Linked DNA regions of Homo sapiens: region 1 is linked to region 2. A link is an interaction called in ENCODE POLR2A ChIA-PET data of the cell type or tissue named here. Cell type or tissue: OCI-LY7. All regions are shown on one strand.

Region 1 (2,500 bases), 780 kb before region 2:
GGTGTTTTCTGAGCAGGTAGAAGATGAGGGAGGACTCAAAAAATAGAAGCCAGGCATGGTGGTGCCCATCTGTAGTCCCAGCTACTCAAGAGGCTGAGGCGGGAGGATCCCTGAGGCCCAGGAGTTGGAGGCTGCAGTGAGCTATGGTCCCACCACTGCACTCTAGCCTGGATGACAGAGTGAGACCCTGTCTCTAAGAAAAAAAAATTGGTATATAATTCATGTATAAATGTATGATTTTAAAGTATATAGTTTGTTGGCTTTTAGTATATTTACTGTGTTGTGCAGACATCACCGTGACCTAATTGCAGAACATTTCTATGACCCAAAAAAGAAACCCCATCACCATTAGCAGTTATTCCCTCCTCTCCCTGCCACTCCATGCAGAGGGGCAATCACGAATCTATTTCTTTCTGTCTCTGTGGATTTGCCGATCTCTGGACGTTTCCTCCCTCCCTTCCTTTTCTTTTGAGATGGAGTCTCGTTCTCTCGCCGAGGCTGGAGTGCAGTGGCACGATCTTGGCTTACTGCAACCTCCAGCTCCAGAGTTCAAGCGATTCTCATGCCTCAGCCTCCCGAGTAGTTGGGACTACAGGCTCATGCCACCAGGCCTGGCTAACTTTTGTAGTTTTAGTAAAGATGGGGTTTTGCCATGTTGGCCAGGCTGATCTCAAACTCCTGACCTCAAGTGATCTGCCTGCCTCAGCCTCCTAAAATGTTGGGATTACAGGCATGAGCCACTGTGCCCAGCCTGGACATTTCTTGTAAGTGGAATCATGTCATGCGTGACCTTTTGTGCCTGGCTTCTCTCACTTAGCATCATGTTTTCAAGGATCATCCATGTTGTAGTGTGTGCTGGTGCTCCATTACTTTTTATGGACAAATGATACTCTATTGTAGGGATACATCACATTTTATTTGTTCATTCATCACTTAATGGATATTGGGTCGTGTCTACTTTTTATTTATTTATTTTTTTTGAGATGGAATCTCACTCTGTTGCCCAGGCTGGAGTGCAGTGGCACAATCTTGGCTCGCTGCAAGCTCTGCTTCCTGGGTTCACGCCATTCTCCTGCCTCAGCCTCCCGAGTAGCTGGGACTACAGGCGCCCACTACCACGCCCGGCTAATTTTTTGTATTTTTTAGTAGAGACGGGGTTTCACCGTGTTAGCCAGGATGGTCTCGATCTCCTGACGTTGTGATCCGCCCCCCCTTGGCCTCCCAAAGTACTGGGATTACAGGCGTGAGCTACTGCGTCTGGCCTTTTTTTTTTTTTTTTAAATTGAGATAGAGTCTTGCTCTCTCGCCCAGGCTGGAGTGCAGTGGAGCGATCTTAGCTCACTGCAAACTCCACCTCCTGGATTCCCCAAGCAATTCTCGTGCCTCAGCCACCCAAGTAGCTGAGACTACAGGCTTGTGCCACTACGTCCAGCTCATTTTTGTAGTTTTAGTAGAGAGGGGGTTTCACCATCTTGGCCAGGCTGGTCTCGAACTCCTGACCTCAAGTGACCTGCCTGCCTCGGCCTCCCAAAGTGTTGGGATTACAGGCGTGAGCCACCACACCCAGGCTTTTCAACTTTTTGACTGTAATGAATATTGTGCAAGTTTTTGTGAGAGCATATTTTTCATTTCTTTTTTATTTATTTTTATTTTTTATTTTTTTGAGACAGGGTCTTGCTTTGTCATCCAGGCTGGAGTGCAGTGGCGCCATGATGGCTCACAGCAGCCTTGATCTTCTGGGCTCAAGTGCTTTTCCCACCCCAGCCTCCTAAGTAGCTGGGAATACAGGCACATGCCACCATGTCCGGCTAATTTTTGTATTTTTTTTTGTAGAGACGGTGTCTCACTATGTTGCCCAGGATGGCCTTGAACTCCTGGGCTTAAGTGATCTGCCTGCCTCAGCCTCCCAAAGTGCTGGGACTAAATGTGTGCGCCACTGTGCCTGGTCTGTTTTCATTTCTTTCGGGTATATTGCTTGGCCATAAGTTGACTCTGTGTTCCTTTTGAGGAGATGCTGGACTGGTTTTCAGAGCAGCTGCACAATTGTACCCTTCCCACCAGCAGTGCGTGAGGCTTCCAATTCCTCCACATCCTCGCCAGCCCTCATCATTTTCCATTTTTGTGATTGCAGCCATCCCTGTGAGTGCAAAGTGGTACAGTGGAGGATTTGGGGTGGGGAGAGCTTTTGTCTTAACAGGACTGCACAGAGTAGATTGAAGGGCAGTAAGAACAGGAAGCTGGGACCAGCGAGCAGGCTACTGCAAGAGTCCTAGCAAGAGACGACGGTGACTTGCGCCATGGTGCTTGGTTGTATGGGAGAGAGAGTGAAGTAGTTGGATTTGGGTAGAGACATTTTGAAGGTAGAAATGAGAAGATTTGCTGGCACATTGGATGGGGTGGAAGGTGGGAGAGAAGAGTCAAGGGTGCTCCGAAGTATTTGGCCTGAACGAGAGGATGATGGAGTTTCCATTTGTTGAATTAGAGAAGATCATGGGTGGAG
Region 2 (2,500 bases):
ACTGTTTTCTAAAGCAAGCAAACCATTTCACATTCCCACCAGCAGTGCGCGAAGGTTCTGATTTTTCCACATCCCCTCCAACACTGACCGTGTCCTTTTAATTGTAACCATCCTAGTAAGGATAAAGTACTATCTCACTTTGAGTTTGTTGGCAGTTTCTCATAAAGTGAATCAGACACCTTCTCCATGATCCCAGTAGGGGTCCCATGGGTGCAAACCTATGCAAAAATGTATCACTATGCATTTAATATTAGCCTACTAGATACACTTTGCTGTATGTATTCTATACTCATTTTTTTAAAACAAAAAGACAACAGGAGAAGAAAAACTAAGAGATTCAGGGAAAATTAAGATGAATGAAATAAGGAATGCAAAAAAAGAAAGGAATAAAATAAAAAGAAATAATGTGTCTGGCCAGAGAGTGCCTAGTGAGATCACAGCTACTGCTCTCACAAGAGGGCGAGTTCACGTCTCCTACCTGTTCACTCACCTCTGGCACCCATTTAACTTTAAGTGTATGGTGGCCGGGCGCGGTGGCTCATGCCCTAACTCCAGCACTTTGGGAGGCCAAGGCCGGTGGATCACTTGAGTCCAGGAGTTCCAGACCAGCCTGGCCAACATGGCGAAACCCTGTCTCTACTAAAAAATGCAAAAAAAATTTAGCAGGATGTGGTGGCAAGCACCTGTAATCACAGCTACCTGGGAGGCTGAGGCACAAGAATCACTTGAACCTGGGAAGGAGAGGTTGCAGTGAGCCGAGATAGCACCACTGCACTCCAGCCGGGGTGACAGAGTGAGACTCTGTATACAAGAAAAAAAAATAGTATATAGTAAGTAAATGAAGTAATTTAAGGTGAAGGTTCCTTAGAATCCCACGTCTTTCCCCTGTCTAGTGTAGAAACTGCTGTTTGCCCACCTTCTTTTCCCTCCTGCCTCAGAAACAAAACCTTGCTTTTTGTCAGTATTCTTGTTAAACAGCTACATTTCCCAGCCTCTTTGCAAGCCAGGTGTGGTCATGTGGTCATTTGCCCAAGATGTCAGCACAAGCAATGTGTGGGAACTCTGGGAAGTCTCCCTCAAAGGACAGGGCTCCCTCTCTTTGCTCCTTCCTACTGGCCGGACTTCAGGCATGAAGGCGGGACCTCCAGCAGCCACCCTGGATAAGGAGGATAAGGGCAGCAGCCTTAGGATGGGCCAGTGCAGAGCTGAAGAAGCCTTGGTTTCCCAGTGACAATCCAGGCCAGCATACCTCTCCTGAACCTCCTAACCCCAGCCTCCTCTGATGTGAGACAGAAAGCACTTTATATCTTATTTAAACTAGGTCGTTTGAGAGTTTTCTGCTATAACAGATGTTTTTTCTCACAGATACATCCTCTGTCAAAATTCAACCACAAAATTCAATCATTTTAGGTGCTATGTGGGCCTGGGTCAACCTCACCCTCTCTCGGTGTTGTTTTTCTCATCTACAAAATGGAGATAATGACACCTGCCTCACGAAATTGTGAGGTCTAGGTGGGAAAGTACTTTGCAGGTGTAAAAAGCCATCAAAAGGCAAGAGTCATTTTGTTCAGTCAGGTTCCTGAATCTTCCAGAATGCACTTTTTTTTTTTTTTTTTTTTTTTTGAGACAGAGTCTCGCTCTGTCGCCAGGCTGGAGTGCAGTGGCATAATCTTGACTCACTGCAACGTCCACCTCCCGGGTTCAAGCAATTCCCCTGCCTCCGCCTCCCGAGTAGCTGGGACTACAGGCAAGTGCCACCACATCCAGCTAATTTTTTTGTATTTTAGTAGAGACAGGGTTTCACCATGTTGGCCAGGATGGTCTCGATCTCCTGACCCATGATCCGCCCGCCTCGGCCTCCCAAAGTGCTGGGATTACAGGCACAAGCCACCGCGCCCAGCCCAGAATCCACTCTTAAAACTCAAGAACTTAGTGCCAATGAACTGTACACTTAAAAAATTGTTGAAATGCTGGGCGCGGTGACTCACGCCTGTAATCCCAGCGCTTTGGGAGGCCGAAGCGAGCAGATCACCTGAGGTCAGGAATTCCAGACCAGCCTGGCCAACATGGTGAAATCCCATCTCTACTAAAAGTACAAAAATTAGCCAGGTGTGGTGGCGCATGCCTGTAGTCCCAGCTACTTGGGAGTCTGAGGCAGGAGAATCGCTTGAACCCAGGAGGCAGAGGTTGCAGTGAGCCGGGATCGCACCACTGCACTCCAGCCTGGGCGACACAGCCAGACTCCGTCTCAAAAACCAAAACAAACAAACAAACAAAAAATAGTTGAAATGGCCTGTAATCCTAGCACTTTAGGAGGCCAGGGTGAGAGCATCACTTGAGGTCAGGAGTTCAAGACCAGCCTAGGCAACATAGCAAGACCCCATCTCTACAAAAAAAAAAAAATTAAAAAATTAGCCAGGCACAGTGGCTTGGGCCTGTAGTCCCAGTTACTCAGGGTCCTGAGGCAGGAAGATCACTTAAGCCCAGGAGTTCAAGGTTA

Evidence for each region. ChIA-PET counts read pairs that join two places held together with the same protein. Peaks named below come from ENCODE experiments on the same cell type or tissue, not always from the same donor. Only the 100,000 strongest peaks of a DNase experiment are listed, where the experiment ranks them.
Region 1: POLR2A ChIA-PET joins it to region 2 with 6 read pairs; 1 of 35 experiments calls an interaction of 5 or more read pairs at or near these places.

What each region holds. Positions count from the first base shown.
Region 1 is chr20:50,811,171-50,813,670 of GRCh38, forward strand. All of the region lies in intron 1 of BCAS4 (breast carcinoma amplified sequence 4), which reads left to right. Among named protein-coding and RNA genes, the nearest start is that of BCAS4, 17 kb to the left of the region's middle. RefSeq lists a silencer at 1,178-1,227. In OCI-LY7, no CTCF peak of the experiment used is centred here; DNase peaks (open chromatin) are centred at 495, 1,371 and 2,251; H3K4me3 peaks cover 2,202 bases; H3K27ac peaks cover 2,500 bases.
Region 2 is chr20:51,587,552-51,590,051 of GRCh38, forward strand. No RefSeq gene overlaps it. Among named protein-coding and RNA genes, the nearest start is that of NFATC2, 46 kb to the left of the region's middle. In OCI-LY7, no CTCF peak of the experiment used is centred here; no DNase peak of the experiment used is centred here.